Regions from separate parts of the Homo sapiens genome. Here region 2 is linked to region 1. A link is an interaction called in ENCODE POLR2A ChIA-PET data of the cell type or tissue named here. Cell type or tissue: PC-9. All regions are shown on one strand. Links, peaks and the distances in the headings refer to the core of each region. The heading gives the core; the rest is flanking DNA. Region 1 has its middle 100 kb from the start of SIRPG. Region 2 has its middle 40 kb from the start of SIRPG.

What was found. ChIA-PET counts read pairs that join two places held together with the same protein. Peaks named below come from ENCODE experiments on the same cell type or tissue, not always from the same donor. Only the 100,000 strongest peaks of a DNase experiment are listed, where the experiment ranks them.
Region 2: POLR2A ChIA-PET joins it to region 1 with 7 read pairs; 2 of 35 experiments call an interaction of 5 or more read pairs at or near these places.

The regions. Positions count from the first base shown.
Region 1 is chr20:1,754,233-1,766,686 of GRCh38, forward strand. It overlaps the pseudogene CKAP2LP1. Among named protein-coding and RNA genes, the nearest start is that of SIRPG, 100 kb to the left of the region's middle. In PC-9, for the core only: no CTCF peak of the experiment used is centred there; a DNase peak (open chromatin) is centred at 7,119; H3K27ac peaks cover 3,026 bases.
Region 2 is chr20:1,691,412-1,703,865 of GRCh38, forward strand. It overlaps the pseudogene SIRPB3P. Among named protein-coding and RNA genes, the nearest start is that of SIRPG, 40 kb to the left of the region's middle. In PC-9, for the core only: no CTCF peak of the experiment used is centred there; no DNase peak of the experiment used is centred there.

The sequences.
Region 1 (12,454 bases), core at 5,008-10,007:
TGAGGAGACAACTTGTAGAATGGGAGAAAAGTTTGCAAACTATTCACCCAACAACGGTCTGATATTCAGAATATACAAGGAACTCACACAACTTAACAACCAAAAACAAATAACCCAATTTAAAAGTGGGCAAATTATCTAATTAGACATTTCTCAAAAGAAGGCATACAAATAAATGGCCGACAAATATATGAAAAGACGTTCAACATCACTAACCATGAGGAAATGCAAATCAAAACCACAATGAGATATCTCACCCCAGTTAAGATTGGCTATTATCAAAGAGACAAAAAATAACAAATGCTGGCAAGGATGTGAAGAAAGGGAAATTCTTATACACTGTTGGTGGGAATGTAAATTAGTAGAGCCATTATTGAAAGTAGTATAAAGACTTCTCTGAAAACTAAAAATAGAACTACCTTACAATCCAGCAATCCTACTACTGGGTATTTATCCAAAGGAAAGGAAATCAGTTTCTCAAAGGGATGCTCATGTTTATTGCAGCACTATTCACTATTGCAAAGGTATGGAATCAGCCTAAATGTCCATCAACAGATGAATGAATAAAAAAATGTGGTATTATGTGCACAATAGAATACTACTCAGCCATTTAAAAAAAAAAAAAAAGAATGAAATCCTGTCATTTGCAGCAACATGGATGAGCCTGGAGGACATTGTTAAGTAAAATAAGTCAGGCGCAGAAAGACAAATACCACGTGTTCTTACATGTGGGAACTAAAAAAAAATGGAGCCCATAGAAGTAGAGACTTACGGTTATCAGAGGCTGGGAAGGGTAGGAGGGTAGGGAAGATACGGAGAAGTTGGTGAATGGTTACAAATTTCAGCTAGATATGAAAAATGAGTTCTGATGTTCCACAGCACTGTAGGGTGCATATGGTAAACTATAAGTTACTGCATTTTTCAAAAAGCTAGAAGAAAGAATTTTGAATGTTCCCAAAACAAAGAAATGATAAATGTTTGAAGTGCTGGATATCCTAATTACCCTGATTTGATCATTATACTTCATATGCCTGTTTCAAAATATCACTCTGTGCACCTTAAATACGTATAATTATTATGTGTCAACTAAAATTTTTTTTTAAAAAGGACATCTACAAAAACAAAATGCTACAGCTAACATGCTTAATGATGAAAGATTGAAGCCTTTCTCCCTAGATAGGGGTAGAAACAAGAATGTTTTCTCTCATCACTCTTTTTTTAAAAGCAGGAATAAACAAAATATTAATGATTGTTTAAAGGATAACACTTAAATATTTACAAAGTAAAAATTTAAAATATCTTGACCAGGGTTTTCTATGTATTATGTTACCATCATGACTCTGATTTTACCTTTCCTAGAGCAGTTTCTCAGAAAGAAAGTAAAAGAACTAATAACAGTCTCTGGGGCTTGCATTGCCTGCTCAGGCCTGTTGTCCCCTGGCAGATCAAAGCACTGAAATGAAGAAGCAGTGTCCTCACCCCTCTCTCTCCTCCTCGCCCCTCTCTCTTGCCCCTTTTGTTTTTACTTTGAGTATTTCTGAATAATAAATGCAAAATTAGGGTTGAATATAAACCAAAAGAGCCAGATGACCACCCCAATTCAAGATTGCATTTCATTCCAGGAGACCTGGCACAGAAAGGATTCCCCTTCATCTACAGGGTTACTGCAACAGAAATCAAAGATCATACATGAATATCATTTGTAGGCTCTGAGCAAAGACAAACCTAGTATAAATTCATCTGCAAGTGAGGAGATTTGAACCAGGTGGTCTGTTATGTCCCATCTAGCCTGGCAAGCCAGCGTGAAAGCTCAGATCTTCCACCGTGAAAGGACTTGCCCTCCCCGCTAAGGTGGACGCAGAAAGGAAAGACCATCATACTGTGGCACCAACCTTCTAATATAAAAAAGAACTATGTTGGGGTTAAAGTACATCAATAAAGTACAAATTTTTACCATACTTACAGGACAAATTAATTCTTAATAGTTTGAAATATATGTATACCATAAAACTCTGTCAACCTACATACACCAAAGACTTTCCTGTGGGTATAGAAAATCTGAGTAAGCCAAGCAAATTACTTGAAATCCTGAGAGGCCATACATAATCTTCTGCATCCATTATGCCTCTCTATTATACGTTATTTTCTAGGTCACTTGAACAAGAGCATTTCTTACCTCAGAGGGTCTAAAACACCTTTTTTTTTTTTTTTTGAGACGGAGTCTCACTGTGTTGCCCAGGCTGGAGTGCAGTGGCACCATCTCGGCTCACTGTAAGCTCCGCCTCCCGAGTTCACACCATTCTCCTGCCTCAGCCTCCCGAGTAGCTGGGACTACAGGTGCCCGCCACCATGCCCAGCTAATTTTTTTTGTATTTTTAGTAGAGATGGGGTTTTACTGTGTTAGCCAGGATGGTATCGATCTCCTGACCTCGTGATCCGCCTGCCTCGGCCTCCCAAAGTGCTGGGATTACAGGTGTAAGTCACCATGCCCAGCCCTCTAAAACACCTTTTTTAAAAAACTTATGATTCAAGGATTTGAAATCCTAACGTTACAGGCAAAATCTCATTTTTATAAAATATAAAATGCTGTGTTTCTTTCACACCTAATAGCTTGTCAAGAGAAGTCACTACTAAATTGCATTCCTGCAGCCTTTCCAGGTAGTGGGATACTGCTTGTTTGATCTCCACTGAACCCCGTACAGGAGTGATAAGTTTCACGTCTTGCAATTCTGCCACTCCATTTATTCCAGGGCTGGAGCGATCTGCAATTTGATATCAGGATGATTATCCTGTTATGCCTTCATTATTTGGGGTGTTGCTGTACCTGTTCCTTTTTGTTTGTTTGTTTGGTTTTTTTTTTTTGAGAAGAACAAGACTTTCCAGATTCCATCCTCTTGGCCAGCTCTTCTGCTGATGTCATGTCAGTTTTAGCAACTAAAAAGTCAGAGGTGATTCCTTCCATGGTTTTGTTTGGGTCTTGCAAAATGTTAAGAACAACTTCCTGTAACACTTGTGTTGGTATTGCCTCATTTTTAATGGCCTTTTCATATAGCCCAGTAGCATCATAGGTGCCTTTCTTGGCTAACAACTTTGCTTTGTAGAACCAGAATTTAGCAGTTCTTCAGCCTCAGGAATACTAGACAATATGGCAAATATTTCCTTAAAAACCACACCCCTTTCAATGAGCTGCAGACATTCTGTCAGAGTGTTGTTAGTTTTATGGAGCAGTTGAAGCTGTGCTTTCTTTTCTTCCTCTTTTTTTTCAACGGTCTTCCAGAATATTTATTTTCTCTATTATTTTTCTTTCTGTTTTACGTGTCATAGGAGGCCACTTATAGATTTTCCCCTTAGATTTCTGTCATTCTTCCAGTTGTTTCCTTTGATCCTCTGCTATTGTCTTCTTTTCGGTATTTGGATTCATTTGGGTCCCTTTTGACACTCCTTTTCCTTCATGATTGTGTTACCAGCTTGAGTTTTGGGAGCTCTCTTGTTTAGAAAACAGAAGAGCCTTTTTCAGCTTGGAGACCAATGCCTGTGCTCTATGTTGTAAGCTGTTGTGGCATTTGTCCCCATTAGTTCCATTTGCTCTTACGCCGTGGGTGCTGGGAATGACTGAATTTAAGCTGCCAACTGTCAAACTAGCCTCTGGCTTATAGCTTTTGATTTTTGCAGTGCACACGACCAAGGCCCAAAACAAGGTTGAATGGACTGCTGATCTTGCTTAATGTTTAAATGTCTGTTACTATATCCTCCCTGAAACAAACTGGAGTATGTCCTGGTTTTGGTATGTTTTACTTCCTATTCACTAACTTATACATGCTCTTTAATAATTAACCCTATTAACCTTTGTACCCTCCACCATTAATTTTTTATTTTTGATGCTTGAGTCCTACTAAGGGTCTGAACAAAGAGAGAGGGAACTGTCTTGGGGGCTTTTCTCCCAGTCTTGGAAGATCTTCTTGAGAGAGTTGCTATGACTTTACTGATAGAAGCTTGACTTGTGTTTCTCCAACAAATTGTTTATGAACTCTGTCTTTCAGGGCAGCACTAGTCACTGAATATCTGCCCAAGGCTTGTTGAGGAACCAAATTGCTCTTGGTTCAATTATGAGAGTTATTCTTTAACTTCTTTATAGTACATAATTGAGAGTCTGGCTTCCTCTCAGGGTCTGACAAGGTTTGAGGCAAATTCTCTTCATTAATCTCTTTTAGAAAGCTAACCAAAGATTAATTTTCAATGCGGGCATTTCCTATGGAGTCTGTACACTTAACATTCCTTGATATGTTAACTGCTGCTTTGTAGTCTTCAAATCCTGTGCATTAAGTGACCCCATGGGTTTTCTTGACAGCTTTTCCATGGTGAATGATCCAGCTTTGTGCTGCTGTAAGCTACTGCTGGAGGCTTACAGTTTGGTTAGAAGGAACATATTCAGCCTTTTGCCCAGTTTTAGTGGCTTCAACTTTGGCTTCTGGGACCTTGTAATATTGGCTTGTCTGGCCTGGAGTTTAATGCTGATGGGCCTTATGCTTTAACAGGCAAAACAGCATGATTGATAACATTCTCTTGGATAGATTTGGGCAATTATTTTTGGCTTTTAGATAAAGCTCAGTGTTTGGCACTTGAAGTTCCTTTCGACTTCTAGGTACTCCTGGAGCTTTCTCTGTTGTTCGGTGGCAGCAGTGGTGGTGACAGGCCCTGGCCTCACCATGACTTCTCAGTCACAGTGTTTCTTCCTCTCTCACCACTTTTATTGAGTATAGTACTGGAAGTCCTAGCCAGGGCAATAAGGCTAGAAAAGGAAATAAAAGGCATACATATCAGAAAGAAAGAAATAAAACTATCTCTATTTGTAGATGACATAATAGCCTTTGTAGGAAATTCTACAGAATCTACAGAAGAGACTCTTAGAACTGATAAGTGAGTTCAGAATGGTGACAGACTACGTGATCAACATGCAAAAAGTTAACTTTAATTCTTTTTTTTTAGACATAGTTTCACTCTGTCGCCCAGGCTGGAGTGCAGTGGCATGATCTTGGCTCACCACAACCTCCGACTCCAGAGTTCAAGTGATTCTCCAGCCTCAGCCTCCCAAGTAGCTGGGACTACAGGTGTCCGCCACCATGCCCAGCCAATTTTTGTATTTTTAGCAGAGACAGGATTTCACCATGTTGGCCAGGCTGGTCTCAATCTCCTGACCTCAGGTGATCCACCTGCCTCGGCCTCCCAACATGCTTGGATTACAGGCGTAAGTCACCATGCCTGGCCAAGTTACCTTTAATTCTATATACTAGCAATAAACCCATGAAAACCAAAATTTAAAATATAATACCATTTAATTTGCTCAAAAATGAAATAGCTATAAATTTAACAAAACATATATAAGACTTGTATGCTGAAAACTGCAAACACTGATGAAAGAAATCAAAGAAGATTCAAATAAAGAGGAATGTGTTAGTCAGCATTCTCCAGACAAACAGAACCAATAGGATACATATATCAATAGATGGATGAGATGGGATTTACTATGGGAATTGACTCACGTGATCATGGAGGCCGAGAAGTCCCGCGATATGCTGTCTGCAAGCTGGAGAACCAGAGAAGCTGGTGGAGTGGCTCGTTCTGCATTTGAAGGCCTGAGAACCAGGGGAGATGTTGGCGTATCTGTCAGTCAGAGGCTGAAGGCCTCAGACTCTACAGAGGTAGAGATTGGGACTGGGTAATCTCATAGCACTGGTGTAAGTCTTGGAGTCCAGTGGCCAGATAACCTGGAGTTCTGATATCCAAGGGCAGGAGAAGATTGGTGTCCCAGCTCCTGAAGAAAGAGTGAATTCATCTTTCCTCTGCCTTTTTGTTCTATCCAGGCTCTTAACTGATTGAATGGTGCCCATCTTCATTAGATGAGGGCAGATCTTCCTTACTCAGTCCACTGATTCAGACACTAATCTCTTCCAGAAATACCCTCAGAGACACACCCAGAAATAATGTTTTGCCAGCTATCTGGCTATCCCTTAACCCACTCAAGTTGACACCTAAAGTTAACCATCACAGGGAGACATGCTATATCCATGGACTGTGAGCCTCAGCATAATAAAAATGTCAATTCTATCCAAACTGATATATAGGTTTAACACAATTTCTGTCAGAATTCTAGACATATTTTTGTAAATATATATGACTATTTTTAAATTTATATGAACAAAGGGAAAAAAAGAGAACTGAAAGAGTCAAAACAGAATAAAGTGGAAGGAATCAATATACCTGATTTTAAGACATGATAAAGATGTAGTAATCAAAACTTTGTGATATTGGCAGAGGAACAGACACATAGATCGATGGTACAAAATAGAAAACCTGGAAACAGCCCCGTACAAGTACAGACACTTGATTTTTCAAAGTAGCAAAAGCAATTCAATGGAGGAAGGATTGATTCCACAAGTGAAACAGTCTTTTCAACAAAAGGTGCTGGATATCCATAAACAAAAAATGAACCTCAACCGAAACCTCATACCATACATTATACAAAAATTATCTCAAAATAGATCGTAGGTTCAAAGATAAAACATAAAACTATAAAATGTTTAGGAGAAAATCTTCAGGATCTAAGGCTCGATGGCAGATTCTTAGACCTGACATCAAAAGCATGATCAATTTTAAAAATTGATAAGTTGGATTTCATCAAAATTTAAAACTTTCGCTCTCCAAAATACCATGTTAAGGATGAAAACAAAGCTACTGACCGGGTGAAAATATTTGCAAACCACCCATCTGACAAAGGGTTCAAATCTAGGATATCTCTCTCAAAACTCAACAGTTAAAAACAACAAAACAAGACAAAAACTTCCATTACAAGTGGGTAAAGGTGGGAAAACTCAAACTGTTTTTCCTCTGCACTCATATAGCAACAATCAACACAGAAGACTTCTGTGACCAAATGTGGGAGATTTCTTCTCCACCAACAAGCAAGCAATCAATTCTGCAGCAGACACCAGCTGGGTGTCCTCAATCCAATTCTAATCTGATGCTATCTATCTGGAGGTAACGTCAGACACCACGGGGATGAGCACTCAGTCCCATGGAACTTCTCCCCACTTCCAATGCCAATTGCAAGGAATGTGCTTCTGACTCACTGGCTATGAATCAGAGATCTCACGACCTCTTCCTTGTGTTTAATTAATTTGCTAGAGCGGCCCACAGAACTCAGGGAAACACTTAAGTTTGCCAGTTTATTATAAAGGATATAGATGAAGAGATGCATAGGGAGAGGAATGGGGAAGGGACACGGAGCTTCCATGACGTCCGCAGGTGCAGCACTTTTCAGGAACTTGTATGTGTTCAGCTGTCCAGAAGCTCTCTGAACCCAGTCCTTTTGGGTTTTTACAGAAGCTTCATTATGTAGGCATAATTGATTAAATCGTTTAATCGACTTACTCTTCAGGTGACCAGTCGCCATCCTGAAGCTACGGAGGTGCTCCCAGCCATCAGTCAATTCATTAAGACACAAAAAGACATCTCTTTGGAGAGTCTAAGGATTTTAGGGGTTGTTTGGCAGGAAACAGGGTTGAAGACCAAATATATATTTCACAATATCACAATGGGTGAAAGACATAAAGAGACATTTTATCAACAAGGATATATAGATAGAAAATAAACACATAAAAGATGCTTACATCGCTAACCATCAGGAAAATGCAAATTAAGATCATAATGAGATATTATTACTATGTACCTAATAGAACAGTTATAGTAAAACATAGTGACAATATCAAATGCTGGCTAGGATGCGGGGAAACTGAATATCTAATACATTGAAAATGGGAATGTAAAATAATACACCCACTCTATAAAACTGGTTGTCAACTTCTTAAAAAGAACTAAGCATACACTCACTATACTACATGAACCAGCAATTGCCCTCCCATGCATTTGTCCCAGAAAAATGAAAACTTATGTACACACAAAAAACCGTGCACAAATGTTTGTAGCAGATTTATTTGTAACAGCAAAACACTGGAAACAACCAGTGTAAGACAAACTTGTCTTACAAGTGAATGGCTAAACAAACAGTATGCATCCATACAATAAAATAACACTCAGCAATAAAAAAATAAATTATTTATATATGCAACAACTTGTAAGGATCTCAAAGGCATTATGTTGAGTGAAAAATCAAACTCAAAATGTTACATACTGTATGATCCCATTTATATAACATTGTCAAAATTACAGAGATATAGAAGAGGTTAGCATTTGCCAGAGACTTAGTATGGTGAGGGTGGGTGTCACTATAATGAGGTAGCACCAGGGAGACCTTTATGGTTATGGAATTGTCTGTATTTTGACTATAGTGGTGATTACACAAACATACACAGGAGAGACTGAACATAAGCAAAAGCTAGGAATATTACCAGACCCAGCTGGAAATAATGTTCAGCCGGGTGGGGAGGTTCATGTCTGTAATCCCAGCACTTTGGGAGGCTGAGGTGGGTGGATCAATTGAGGTCAGGAGTTCGAGACCAGCCTGGCCAACATGGTGAAACTCTGTCTCTACTAAAAATACAAAAATTAGCCAGCCGTGGTGGTGCACACCTGTAATTCCAGCTACTAGGGAGGCTGAGGCAGGAGAATTGCTTGAACCCAGGGGGCAGAGATTGCAGTGAGCCAAAATTGCACCATTGCACGCTAGCCTGGGCGACAGAGTGAGACCCCATCTCAAAAAAAAAAAAAAAAAAAGAAAGTAAGAATATTCAAACACTTATTACAATATAGACATCGACTCTTAAATTATCCCAAATTATGATATAATCATATTCAGTTGATGGGGAATAGAAAGTGTTCACGTGTGGCATTAAGTCAGCAATGGTGGAGCATTATATTACCATCTGTAATTGTGGGAAGTCAAAAGTAACGCCTAATACTGAAAAATGAAGAAGTGGCAATATGAACATGTTATATGAGATATGGCAGTAAAAGTCTAAGATAATCTATTAAAAATTGAGAATAGTTGCTTCTGGGAGATAGAATATGGTTGGATGTTAGGGAGACTCCAATTTTTATATGTAAAACTTATATAACTATTTATTTGACTCTTAGTGTGTACATGTAACTTTGAGAAAGATAAACACTAATTTAGATCATTACACGAATGTTATAGGAGTTACACACAAAGGCCAGGTGGGGTGGCTTACACCTGTAATCCCAGCACTTTGGGAGGTGAGGATGGTGGATCACTAGAGGTCAGGAGTTTGAGACCAGCCTGGTCAACACAGTGGAACCCTGTCTCCTGGCATGGTGGCATGCGCCTGTAATCCCAACTACTTGGGAGGCTGAGACAGGAGAATCGCTTGAGCCTGGGAGGCAGAGGTTGCAGTGAGCCAAGATCACACCACTGCACTCCAGCCTGGGCAACAAAGTGAGACTCCATCTTAAAAAAAAAAAAAAAAAAAAAAAAAAAAAAAAAAGTTATATATAAAAAGAATATCCATACTATTAGCACTAGTAAGAGAATTTCATAAGCTTTCCAGCTCTAAGATTGATGTTCAAAACTCAATTGCAATCCTATTCAGTAGTCAACAACCACTGAAAAAAGTAATAATAAATTTTAAAGATTCCATAAACTAGAATATATTAAAGGCGTCTCTAACTAACGATGCAAAAGACCATTATAGAGAAAAAAACTGTAAAATTGTAAACTGAACTTCATAAAAGAAAACCTAAATAAATAGAGGTATACCATGCCCATAAATGGGAAGTCTCAATACTGGAAAAATGTAAATGTCTCCAAAATAATATATGAATTCCATGGAATCAATTAATAAATCTAAAAGGATTTTTCATGAAAGTTGATAAAGTGAGTCTAAAATGCATTTAAGCCAAGAATAGTCACAACAATTTTGGATAAGAAAAGGTGAGATGACTTGCCCAAAAGATATCAAAACTTACTGTGGAGCTATGCTAGGCCAGGCACAAGCATACCTCGGAGATATTGCAGGGGAATGTTGTGGCTAGTTTGATCATCTCTCGAGACCACTAAAATTTTCTCCTTATCAGCAATAAGACTGTGTTGCTTTCTTATCAGTCATGTGCTCACTGGAGTAGTATTTTTAATCTCCTTCAAAAACTTTTCCTTGGCATTCACAGCTGGCTGAGTGTCTGGTGCAAGAAGCCTAGCTTTCAGCCTGTCTCAGCTTTGGGCAAGCCTTTTTTTACTAAGCTTCATCATTTCTAGATTTGATTTAAAGTGAGCGATTTGCAACTCTCGCTTTCACTTGAGCACTTAGAGGCCGTTGCAGGGTTATTAATTGGCCTAATTTCAGGCCAATGCCTCTCCCTGTGCCTCAGGCTAAGTAGGGAGGCCTGAGGAGAGGGAGCAAGACGGGGGAACGGCCAGTAGGTGGAGCAGTCAGAACACACAAGACATTTTCCATCAAGTGTGCTGTTTCATAAGGACACGGTTCGCGGAGCCACAAGACCATTACACTAATCACAGATCCTCAGATCAGATATAATAATTATTAAAATTTGAAATATTGCAAGAATTACCAAAATGTGACAGAGACACGGAGTGGGCACATGCTGTTGGAAACATGGCACCAATAGACTTGCTCAATGCAGGGTTGCCACAAACCGTCAATTTGTGAAAAACGCAGTGTCTGTGAAGTGCAATAAAGTGAAGCACAATTTAATTTGCCTGTATTGACAGAGAGCTAGACAAGTAGATCAGTGGAACACAGAGCTCATCGAAGGAACCACAGATCTATAGACACTCGCTATATAGCAAAGCTGGCAGTGGATATCAGGGGGTGCTGGATAATTAATCCTTCCAGAGAAAAGATAAGATTCCTATCATCTATAAAAAAATAAGATTCCTACCATCTATAATGCATACACACACGTGTGCACACACACCAGCAGAAAAATATAACAAGATGTGATGGTGTGCGCCTGTAATCCCAGCTCTTTGGGAGGCTGAGGCAGGAGAATTACTAGAACCTGGGAGGCGGAGGTTGCAGTGAACCTAGATCGTGCCACTGCACCCCAGCCTGGGCGATGGAGTGAGACTCCGTCTCTGTCTCAGCCAGTGTCCAGAAGAGCTTTTCCCAAGTTTTCTTCTTTTTATAGTTCCAGATCTTACATTTAAGTCTTAAAAAGATAAATTTAATAAAAGTGCACAAGGTTTATATTAAAAACAAAGCTGTTTGTAAATGACATAAAAGACAACATGAAAAAATATAAAAATATACAGTGATCCTGAAAAAGAAGCCCCAATATTTATACCACTGTATGTATAATATAGGAATACTCTGGCTGTGTACATCCAATTCCCTCTCCCAGCCTTTGTGCCATTGTATCAGGTATTATATGATATTAATGCGTTATTATCATAATATCCACACTGCGTTATTATTTTTAGCTTTAAACATTCACTTATCATCTATAGATTTTGTTTAAATGTCTTTTAAATTTATGCATCTATTTACTTTTTCTGTTCTTCATTCTTGTGTATGGATCCAGATTTACATCTGGTGTCATTTTCTTTGTGCCTGAAGGGTGTCCACTAGTATTTCTTATAATTCAAGTCTGCTGGTGATGATTTCTTTTGCTTTTGTTTGATTTTAAAATACATTAATATCGGAATAGAAGAAAGGAAAACTCCTTAACTCTTTAACTTCCTAAAAGGTATCTATTTAAAAAATGCAATAAACATTCAAAAATATTATATATATATGTGTATATATATATATGTGTATATATATATGTGTATATATATATGTGTATATATATGTGTATATATGTGTATATATATGTGTATATAATATGTGTATATATATGTGTATATATATGTGTATATATATGTGTATATATATGTGTATATATATGTGTATACATATATGTGTATATATATGTGTATACATATATGTGTATATATATGTGTATACATATATGTGTATATATATGTGTATATATATATGTGTATATATATGTGTATATATATATGTGTATATATATGTGTGTGTGTATATATATATATATATATATATATATATATATATATATAGCGAGATGAAAGGGATAAATGGAAAGAGTAAAACTTAAGCAACAATTGGAAATTTTTTTTGTGTAACAAAAGCTCCCAAATCATACCAATACTGCAGCTTTGTGCACCAAGCTAGAGGAACAAGGCAGACTCTCCCACACATGCCCAGGGAAACAAATAAAAGAATGTTTGTTGCAAAGTTGTACTAGCAAAACACTGAATGAAGCTTCAAAATCTGTCTTGAGAAGAATTGATAAATTGTGGCATATTCTTACAATAGAAGACCACAGAACAGTGGAAAATTAATAAAATGTAGCTCCATATATCAACAGAAATAAACCTCACAAACTGTGTTAAGCATAAAAAATAAAGTTCCAGATTGCTGTGTACAGTGTCAAAGCATCTATATAATGTTAAAAT
Region 2 (12,454 bases), core at 3,481-8,480, 64 kb before region 1:
AAGAGCACCTGAAGGAAGTTGTGGCTGTGGTTGCAGCTTCAGGAGACTCAAAGTTTTCTGCCTGCCAGCTCTGAAGAGACCAGCGGATCTCCCAGCACAGCACTGCTCTGATAAGGGGCTGACTGCCTCCTGAAGTGGGTCCCTGACCCCCATGCCTCCTGACTGGGAGATACCTCAGAAATAACACCACACATGTACACCATCTGATCTTTGACAAACCTAACAAAAACAAGCAATGGGGAAAGGATTCCCTATTTAATAAATGGTGTTGTGAAAACTGGTTAGCTATATACAAAAAACTGAACCTGGACCCCTTCCTTACACCTTATACAAAAATTAACTCAGGATGGATTAAAGACTTAAATGTAAGATCTAAAACCATAAAAACCCTAGAAGAAAACCTAGGCAATACCATTCAGGACATAGTCATGGGCAAAGACGTCATAACTAAAACACCAAAGCAATTGCAACAAAAGCCAAAATTGACAAATGGAATCTAATTAAACTAAAGAACTTCTGCACAGCAAAAGAAACTATCATCAGAGTGAACAGGTAACCTACAGAATTGGAGAAAATTTTTGCAATCTATCCATGTGACAAAGGGCTGATATCCAGAATCTATAAGGAACTTAAACAAATTTACAAGAAACAAACAAACAACCCCACCAAAAGTGGGAAAGGATATGAACAGACGCTTCTCAAAAGAAGACATTTATGCAGCCAACAAACATATGAAAAAAAGCTCATCATCACTGGTCATTAGAGAAATGCAAATGAAAACCACAATGAGATACCATCTCACGCTAGTTAGAATGGCGATCATTAAAAAGTCAGGAAACAACAGATGCTGGAGAGCATGTGGAGAAATAGAAATGCTTTTACACTGTTGGTGGGAATGTAAATTAGTTCAACCATTGTGGAAGATAGTGTGGTGATTCCTCAGGGATCTAGAACTAGAAATACCATTTGACCCAGCAATCCCATTACTGGGTATATACCCAAAGGATTATAAATCATGCTACTATAAAGACACATACACGTATGTTTATTGCAGCACTATTCACAATAACAAAGACTTGGAACCAACCCAAATGCCCATCAATGATAGACTGGATAAAGAAAATGTGGCACATATACACAATCAAATACTATGCAGCCATAAGAAAGAATGAGTTCATGTCCTTTGCACGGACATGAGTGATGCTGGAAACCATCATTCTCAGCAAACTAACACAGGAACAGAGAACCAAACACCGCATGTTCTCATTTATAAGTGGGAGTTGAACAATGAGAACACATGTATGCAGGGAGGGGATCATTACACACCGGGGCCTGTTGGGGGGTGGGGGGGCAAGGGGAGGAATAGCATTAGGAGAAATACATAATGTAGATGATGGGTTGATGGGTGCAGCAAACCACCATGGCACATGTATGCCTATGTAACAAACCTGCACATTCTGCACATGTATCCTAGAACTTAAAGTATAATTTAAAAAACAAACAAACAAACAAATTGCAAAGGATAAGATGTTGGAAACAAATTCAAAATTAGGAAGATGATGAAACACCAAGGTAGAAACAATGCTTGCTCCATATCAGAAATGCACAAGAAGGTGGCAAGCACTGATCCAACTACTCTTGATACATTTTTACAAATCAATAAAACACTTGAACTCTCAATGTTTCTAATGCTTTGAATTACAGTGCACTAATAAATGTTTATTTCATTACATTTTTATTGCCTCCTACGTTTGTAACTTTGTTTCTAATATTTTGACAAAAAATTGTAAAAGTCACAGAATGATCATTGTTTTTCCAATTGGATATGGAGATTGCTTTCCCAGGTTTCAGGTTGCACGGTCATTTTTACAATCCTGCATTGCCATGAAAAGTGAGAACTGCCTGTATTCAGAATAATACAGATGGTAATATGTGCTAAGGAAAAATTCATCATGTTAAGATAAATTAGAGTATCAGGGTAGGGAGGGAAATTGATATTTTATACAGGGTGGTTTACATTAGTAGACATTAGGCAGAAAGAGTTGAAGGAGGGATGAAGGGAACCATGTAGCTGTGTTGGAGAAGAAGCAGAGGAGTATACAACTAGACTTTTCCAAAGAATCACTGTGGCTGAAAACTGAAAGCCAGTAGAGGCAATTGGAATGCTACCAGAAGAGATGATGCTGGCTGCGACAGGGAAGGGTGGTGGAGGTGAGAAATGCATGAATTAGGCATGTAACTCAGTGCTGTGCTGGAGCAGCTGAGAGCCAATTGTTAAATTTTAGGAATTTTGCAATCTGGTTGTTTAACTGTTGATGGCTTGAAACTGTCTATGTTGGGAATTTTCATACTACAGAGATTGGCAAGCACTACAAATCAGCTTTTTGTTTTTCCCTTTCAGAAAGTCCATTGTTAAACATTTACTGTCTCATATAAGTGGACATAAGCATTTCAAAGGCAGAATTGAATGCAGAGTATAAAAAAAAGAGAGTGAGAAATCAAGGAGGACTCCAGGATGTTGGACTGTGGCAGCATTTCTGCCACGAGCAGCAGGGCTGGGAAGGCTGCAGGATGCTAGCAGAACTAGTGTCCCATCACAGAGAAAGCAGGGAGAGCTTCTTTCTTTCTTGGTGTGAGACAAAGAGGAAGGAGAATCATTTTTTCTTAAAATTGGGATGGGGGTTCATTTGTATTCAGGAGGCAATAGTGAACCTCAACAAGGCTGGGAAGTTGGAGTAGGCAGGAATCCAGATGGCAGAATAACTCTTGAGGGGCTAGAGAGAGTCTGTGGTTTATGGCCAGTCCCAAGGCGATGGATGCAAGGAGTCCTAATGTGTTTAGATTTGGCGTGTTTCCCACATCCTAGGGAGGTGTCGTGAGTCACTCCCCAGAGCCCCATCCCATGGCCTCTGCTCAGGACCATGAATGAAGACCCTGCTATGGAGCATCAAGGACTCTGCAAAGGAGCAACAGGAGCCTGTGGGCAGGAAGATGTCCTGGGAGGACAGGCATTTGGAGCTGAGTCTGGGGAAGCTTCTCGCCAGCTCCTTCTCTCCAGCTGAGCCCTTCAAGGAAGGAAGGAGGCAGCACAGACTGAGGGTCCCACATGGCAGGGGAGGAGGAAAGGAGCTGTGGGAAACACATCCACATTTAGTCATCTGCTCATCCTTCAAGAAATGATTCCTGAGACTCTGCTATGTCCTCAGTGCTGGTCTTCCTCTTGGGATGCCTATTATGGGTGGACAGGGAGCCCTGAGATAGAATTTCACCTGCTCAGCCCTCCTCCCAAGTCCTGATGCCCTTTCCCTCATCCCTCCCACTCAGGCGCTGAGAGCCTGAGAGCACTAAGAGCAGCCCACTTGAGGCGTCTCAACAGTACTCTACAGTGGGGATTCCTTAGATGCCACGGAGTACAGCATCAAATAATTGAGAGATGGCCTGCAAGGGACCACCTACAGAGTTGGCCCTCATTCAGCCCCCTCTCCCCACCTCCCCTATGGGCCCCTAGGGTGCTGTGGACACCTTTGAACACCCTTATGGTAGCCCACCTCCTGCAGCACCCACACACTTCCTGGGGTTGGGATTCTCCTAGAGGGTTCCCTGAGACTTCTGAGGGTGCTGAGGAAGCCCCATCACCTTCTCCAAACTCCACTGACCCTGAGGCTGTGTGGCATGCGGGCTGGGTGCTCCTGCTGGCCTGACCTTCTGGAGCAGCCCTTGGCCCACCCTCCCTCCTCTACACTTACAGTCAGGCCTTCTGCTTCCGGTGGACATAGGCAGCAGAGACATCAACCAGCAGCAGCACCTTGGAGCCCAGGAGGAGACCTAGGAGGAGTGAGGCAGTAGGAGCTGGCACCCGGACTGGAAATCAGGAGACAGGAGGATCCATTAGAGGGGCCACCTGGGAGGCCATCCCAGGGGCCTCCACTTACCCCATCTGAGGCTACCTGGGCTGTTCAGTTCTCCAAAGCAAGAGTTCAGAATGAGAAGTTTGGAGGGATTCTCTATAGTTTAACAAGTGCGCTGGGTGTTGCAGAGACAGGGGCTATCAATCAGGCTTGTGGGATTCAAACCTTGGATCCCTGACCTGTTCACCACTCAGGTTCCCTCTCTGAGCCTCAATGTCTTCATCTGTAAAAGGGACAGCAAATGGCTCCGACTTCGTAGCACTGGTTAAAAGGAGAAAATGCCAGGATGACGGTACAGTCTCTGACACAACCGCTGCTCCTTGGCCCCCTCCCACCTCCCTCTTCTTTCATCCAAGTGGTCACTTAGGCCAATAGCATGGCAAAGAGGAGTGAGAACCCTACTAGGAGTTAGCAGATCTCAGTTAAACCTGAGTCACTTGCTAGCTGTCATTGTTCCAGGTATGAGATGCACCACCTGGGAATTTTAGTGTCTTTGTCTGTAATATTTGCAAATTAGGATAAAGCCACATTCCTACCTATGTTCAAGGGTTCTGGGGAGCCTTGATTGCTGTTTCATCTAGGAGGGAAATTAGGCAACATCCATTTAAATTAAAACACATACACTCTCTGACCTAACAATGCAACTTCTGGCAGGCATCTGCCACCAGAGTAGGATAACATATGTGCAGGTTCACCCACAGCAGAATTGTTTCAAAAGCTCAAGGTTGGGAACCACTTACATATCCATCAACAGAAGTCTGCAAAATAACATTTGATATTTCCATAAATTGACATATTCTGCAGCTGGTAAACAATGGAGCAGGTCTCTATGTCCTTATATGGAATCTCAATAAGAAATTATATGGCTTGCATTTGGGAGAGGTTTTCCAATCACCAACAGAGCACAGAGAATGAAGGAGAGAGGCGTTCTAAACCTTTGAGTAACTATGAAAAGGAGAAATACTGGCTTCCTACTCGGTTCTTTTCAAGGAGCTTTCATTCAGCACCTACTACGAACCAGACTCTTCTATGGAGAGAGTATCTAATGCCAGGATGGAACGAAGCCTGCCTGGAGTAGGATCTGGGCTCTTGCCCCAACCCTAACTGGCCCTGTGACCTTGGGCAAGGCCCCTGTCATTTCTTGGCTTCAGTCTCCCATCTGTAAAAGGGCATTGGGCTAAATGGTCTGAAGGTCCTTTTTGCACTGATATTCCAGGATTCAGGAGTTAAATTGAGGAACCTGGGCCTCTGAAAGAAAACCCAAAATAAGCATTCTGCTGCCTTAACTGGGGGACCCCTAAGTCACCCATATAGAGGACCTCTTCTCTTAGGCGAGGGACATTCTGAGATGGCCTAGCTCTGCTTGAAACCTTTAGTGACTGTGTGAGGCAGTCCCTGAATCACACAAGGGTTTCCTGAACAACCCACAAACATCCTGGATAGACCCATAAAGCTCTTGCCGTCTCCTTTCACCACGGCCATCAGATTAAACAGTGAATCTGTGTCCTTCAGGAATCTTCCCAGTGTGATGGTTCTGAAGATTATATAAAGAAAAACCCAATTTACTCCCTCAGTGCTCTGGATGGATTTATCCTCATTAGAAGGGAACAGAATGTAAGCTTGGTGAAAGCAGAGCTTGTGCCTTTTTTTTTTTTTAACAACTATTTGCCCAGCAACCACGGTGGAGACTCACACACAGTAGGTTCTCGATGAATGCTTGTTACGTAAAGAAGAGACTCAGCCACCCTGGGGGGAAAGTGCTCTGTGGACGCAGCAGGCAAGGTCTAGCCTTGTGCCTGGGAAAATCACTCAAACCATCAGCTCCCTTATCTGTGGAAACATGGCTGGGCCAGATTAGAAGAGGCAAAGGCTATGGTGCCAGGCAGACTAAGGTTTCAGACTTCCCCATCATTTACCAGTCACGGAGACTTGAGTGAATAGCATGACATCTCCAGGCCTCAATATACCTGATTTGTAGAAGAGGGTGGCATCAGATCATGAAAGTGAGCACCCACTGCCACCCTTGATTGTTGCTGACAGAGGACAGTGCTATTATTGACTTCTTGTCATACCTTGGGGGATGAAGGAGGCCTACACTGTACTCACCACGCACAGACATCTGAGTCCCTGGTCCAGACTTAATCTCCACGTTGGCAGGAATTGCTCTCCGGAGCTTCATACAGTAGTAGGTGCCAGCATCTTCGAGGGTGATGCTACTGATGCGGATGGAATAGTCTGTGCTGTTTCTCTTTCTCTGGTCTGAAATAGTTGTTACCCGGGGAGAGTGGCATCTTTTTGGACTATAGATTAATTTCTGGCCTGGACAAGCTCCTCTGAACCACTGGATGGGTCCCACAGGGAGCAGGGAGGTCACAGTGCAGTTCAGAGTGGCCATCTCTCCAGCTGCAACTGACACAAATGCCTCAGGCTGAATCACCTGCAGCTCCTCACCTGCCACTCCTAGAAAGTAACAGAGCAGTCATTTACTCATCCTTACGTGATCTTGAATGTTTCCTCAAGTGTGTATCAATGAACTTCAATGACTGGGTGCATACCAGGAGCAGGCCTTGAGCTCAGCACACTGTGTGTATTATCTCATTTAACCCTCACAACAAGTCTGTAACATGAGACTGTATTATAAGTGAGGACACTGAGACACAGAGAGGTTCAGTTTCATGGAAGAGCATGGGGTTGCTAACCTGAGTGGAGCTCCTGATCCCCCCTTGGAAGTGTCATGCTTTGCTAAATATTTGTGCCTCCACTTTCTGGCCATATGGAATGTTGCACTTTCTTTTTTTTTTTTTTTTTTTTGAGACGGAGTTTCGCTCTTGTTGCCCAGGCTGGAGTGCAATGGCATGATCTCGGCTCACCACAACCTCCGCCTCCTGGGTTCAGGGGATTCTCCTGCCTCAGCCTCCCGAGTAGCTGGGATTACGGGCATGCGCCACCATGCCTGGCTACTTTTGTGTTTTTAATAGAGACGGGGTTTCTCCATGTTGGTCAGGCTGGTCTCAAACTCCCGACCTCAGTTGATCTGCCTGCCTTGGCCTCCCAAAGTGCTGAGATTACAGGTGTGAGCCACCGCGCCTGGCCAGACTTTCTGAATCATTGCATTGGGTGGAGCCATGTGACTCCTTTAGGCCACTGAGTTGTGAGCAGAAATGATGGGTATAATTTGTGGGCTGTGCATTTAACTGCAAGAGCCTCTGTGGATTAACTTCTCCCTTCCACAGAGACCTACGAGGCTCTGATGAGGTCTGCTCCATCAGCCTGGATGCCTGAATGACCATGAATTCTCCACACACACTGAACATGCAGCTTAACTAACAAGTACAACATTGTTTTAAGCCCCTGAGAATTTCTCACCCATAGCATAATTACATTACCTTAGTTTCCTAATGTTGATGTGACAAATTATCAGAACTTAGCATCTTAAAACAAAAGAAACGTATCATCTTATAGTTCTGGAGGTCAGAAGTCCAAAATCATGTTACTGGACAGAATCAAGGAGAAAAATCTTCAGATATACAAAGATAGAGGATGACATGTTGGTGGCCAGGAGTGAAGTCGGAGAGGTAATGGGGAGATGCAGGCCAAAAGATACAAAACTGCAGAAAGGTAGGATGAAGAAGTCCAGAGATCTAATGTGCAATATGAGGACTAGAGTTAATAGCATTGCATTGAATTCAGTATTTTTGCTCAAAGAGTCTATCTTAGATGCCCTACACACACACACACACACACACACACACACACACACACACACACGGTAACTATGTGAGAGGGTGGATATGTTCATTTGCTTGACTGTAATAACCATTACACTATGTCTATGTATACGAAAGCACCATGTTTTACCCCTTAAATAAGAGGTGTCAGCAAAGCTGTGTGTATTCTAGAGGCTCTGTTCCTTGCTGCCACATTCCTTTCCTCACAGTTACATCTTCCCATCACTCCCACATCTTGCTTCCATTGTCATATGTCCTACAAAGACCCTTGTCATATATTGGGCCCTTTCTGACACTAGACCAAGATGTTAAATCACTGTCTTAAACATGCTCAAACAGCTAAAGAAAACAACAGAAAAAAAACTAAAGAAACATTGGAATATGATGCATTAATAAAATAAGAACAACAGCAAGAGAAATTATAAAAAATAAACAGAAACTTAAGAGTTAAACAGTACAATAATTGAAAAATCCACTAGAGGTGTTCTCCAACTGGTGTGAGCAGTCAGAAGAGAGATTCAGAAAACTGGAATATGGAATAATTGAAATTATTGTGACTGGGGAATAGAAAGAAAAAGGAATAAAGAAAAACAAGCAGAACCCGAGGACATTGTAGGACATTATCAAATGGATCAACACAAACATTGTTAGAGTTCTAGAAGAAGAAAAGAGGAAGAGAGAAAGGAACAGATTATTTGAAGACATAATACCCCAAAACCTTTTGAAACTTGATAGAATACATGAATCCTCAAATTTAAGATTCTGAAGAAACTCAAGTTTAACTCAAGGAAAAATTCAGAGACCCACACTAAGACACATTATAATCCAACTGTTGAAAACTAAAGTCAGGGAAAGAATCCTGAAAGCAGCAATAGAGAATGGATTCCTCACATACAAGAGTTCTTCAATGAGATGATCAGCCAATTTCTTATCAGAAGCACTGGAAGCCAGAAGGCAGAGGAGTGATATGCTGAAAATGCTGAAAGAGGAAAAACCTATCAACCAAGAATCTTATACCTGGGAAAACTATCCTCTAAACATGAGGGAGAAATTAAGATATTCTCAGATGAATAAAAACTAAGAGAGTTCACTACCATTAAACCTTACCTACAAGAGTGGTTTCAGGTAGAAATAAAAGGATGCTACATGGCAACTGCAAGTTGTATAAATAAAAATGTCCAGGCTGGGCATGGTAGCTCATGCCTATAATCCCAGCACTTTGGAAGGCCAGGGCGGGCGGATCACGAGGTCAGGAGATCAAGACCATCATAGCCAACATGGTGAAACCCTGTCTCTACTAAAAAATACAAAAGTTAGCTGAGCGTGGTGGTGCATGCCTGTAATCCCAGCTACTCAGGAGGCTGAGGCAGGAGAATAGCTTGAACCAGGGAGTCAGAGGTTGCAGTGAGCCGAGATCATGTAGCTTGAACCAGGGAGTTGGAGGTTGCAGTGAGCCGAGATCGTGCCACTGCACTCCAGCCTGGTGACAGAGTGAGACTCTGTCTAAAAAAAAAAAAAAAAGTCCTGCTACATGTAAATTTATTTTAGTTCATATTTTTCTGATGCTTCAACATCCCACAATCATGCTGTGAGTACCCTGCCCAGGTGACCAGGTGCACCAGTGTGATAAGGCTGGCTCCTGGCACAATTTCCCTTTCTTGCCCTCCCATATTGTGACCTAATCCCATAAAAAGACACCAGTAAATCCCATCATGCTCTTTGCTTGTACCCTCTACCCTGACTCCCAGTAAAGGCACTTGCTGAGGAATTCTTTCTCTCTTGCTTCCCCATCTGCTTGATTGAGCCTGCTTCCTAGGAGCTCTTCTCATATGGCTTTCTACGTAGCATGCCCTACTTCCCTCTCTAGGACCTGTGAGTAAAATAAATCATATTCCACATGCCTTTCCAAGTGAAAATTTCATGACCATCTTAGAGTGATTCATAAAGACCCAATAGCCTGACTTTAGCATTTTCAATACCAATGGCAATGAGAATGGGATCATTCTAAACTGGGGTGGAAATTTCCTAGGAGATGCTCTTTAACTATTCATGGCTTACTAATTTGCTACTCTGATTGGCTCCACAACTTGAGAAGGCTTTTTACACTGATGGCTTTCTTTTGCTGTGCTATGTGCAGCTTCATGTTACCTTTTGGAGTTCTGCCAAGACTCTCTATCCTGAAGTGAGGATCCTGTTTAAATATCAATAATGACATCTACATTTCTTCAAGAGCACAGGATGACATAACATTGATAACAACCTCTTCAAAGGAGATTCATGTGATGTGCATATTAACATCACATTATCCAGCATCTCTAAGTTGTTTTGAGGCGCCAGTGGCAACATATTCTTCTTTTACAAAGTTTATTTACAAATTAAAATCAATAGGCACCCCTGTTAGTGCCTATAAACAAAGAAACAAAAATACCTCTTCTCTGTGGAGACTTTAGCAATTTCTTTCATGCTTTTTGGAGTTTCTAGACCATTCATGATGGCCATACATCTCCCCAGGGCCTTTGATGCAAAAACAATGCCCCTCTCACCCTTGTGCTATATTCCATTAAAACAACAAATGCCTGGTTACCTACTGGGCTCTCCCATCCTGGAGTCCAGATCTAGGAACAATACTCTCCTGTTGCAATCATGAACCGTAGATTGTCCCACATGCAAGGCTCTGCTCATCTGAAATGGGGCCCATTGGAACCTAAACTTCCACTGAAAAGCAAAATTAAAATTTCCGTCAGGTGCAGCTGCACACCATTTTGTGGACTGTTGGTCTTATAATTTGTTGATGCAACAATTCTCAACCAAATACTAACAAACTGAATTTAATAGCATATTAGAAGGATTCTACACCATGAGTAAGTGGAATTTATTCCTAGAATACAAAGATGTTTCAATATACAAATGATAATGTAATATATCATATTACACAGTGAAGAGAAAAAGACACGATTATCTCATTTGATGTAGAAAAGCATTTGACAAATTTGAACATCTTTTTATGAGAAAAATAATCAATAAAAGGAATATATGGACATTTCCACAACATGATAAAATCATATACTCATACTACACTATTTTATTTATCTACTTATCATGTGTATTGGTTATTATCATTTCTCCAGTAGAATATAAGCTCCAAAAGGTCAACCACTTTTGCTCTTTTATTCACCAATGCATGCCATGTTCTATGTCAGGTCCTGGCACATAGTAGCTATCCAATATATAGGTGTGTAAGGTGTGAATTACTCATTAGAACACTTCCCTGGGACACTGAAATCTATTTTAAGTGGACTGCATCTGTGATATTTGCTAGAAACTGAGTTTCCCATGTAGATGACTTGGTTTAAAAAACATTCATTTGCATACACAAAGAAAGCAGAAGAGCCCAGAAGGAGAAAACCACAAACCCTCTTCCTATACCACAACCCCACTCACTCCCAGGAGCAGCAGCTGCAAGAAGTCTCATGGCATAGCATCAAGGCCACAAGTATTTGACAAGAGTGACGGTGAAACCTGTGATCTCTGGAGTCAGAGTGCCTGAGTTCGAATCATAGCTCTACCAGTTACCAATGAGCATCCACACAACTCTTTGTGCTTCTGTTTTCTTATCTGTGAGCAGTGGGAGGAGGTTAAGGGGAATATTTATTCTGGGCATAACAACCATCTGAGGTAACAGCTATAAGGCATTTCCAACAGTGTCTAGCACATGGTGAGTATTCAAAAATTGTAAATTATTACTTTTTAGATTTTCTAAGTCATGGAGGCTTCAATCGACATTATATGATATGCATATGGATACAGCTATTGATATAACCATAGATGTAGATAACATAGACAGCGCTCTCTGTTTTATCCCTTTCTTTCTTCCTCACTCTTACCCTTCATGAAAGAGGGAACTCTAAGACAGTAATGCACAGAAGTTCTGCTTTAAAATAAAACTCATTTTACCAAGAGAGAAGTTGCTTACCTATTGCTTATCTTAACAGATTGGGAGAGTTTCAGTGGTAATATCAGATGGTAGAAAGGGGAAGAGAGTGGCTGGGCAACAGGGAAAACCAAACATCTCTTCAACGTGCATTTCATGTAGACTAAAATATGAATGGAAGAGAATGTCTTTTTAAAATCCTGTGTGTTTCAGCATGATTAAGTGAGATTTTTCTCAGGAATACAAGGATGCTTCAATAAACATAAATCTACAAATGCAATACAGTACATCAGCAGAATGAAGGACAAAAACCATAGGACCATATCAACAATGACAAAAAAAGCATATGACAAAATTTAACATTTTTTCATTGTAAAAATGCTCAAAAAATTAGATGTAAAATGAATGCTCCTCAGTACAATGAAATCCATATAGGACAAATCCACAGCTAACATGATATCCAGTGAAGAAAAGTGAAAAGCTTTTTCTCTAAGATCAGGAACAAGACAAGGATATCCTGTCTCACTAATTCTATGCAACATAGTATCAGAAGTCCTATCCAGAATAATTATCAAGAGAAAGAAATGAAAGTCATACAAATCAGAAAGGAAGAATTTAAATTGTTGCTGTTTTCAGAAGACACTATCTTATACATAGAAAATCCTAAAATCTCTAAAAACAATTAGATCAAAAAAGCAAATAAAGTTGCAAAATAGAAACTTAACATGCAAAATCAGTGCATTTCTATACACTTATGACAAATTAGCTTAAAAAGATTAATAGAATAATCTCATTTACCATTGCTTCAAAAAACTAAAATATCTAGGAGTAAATTTAATCAAGTAAGTGAAAGATCTGCCCCCTGAAAACTATGAATCACTGATGAA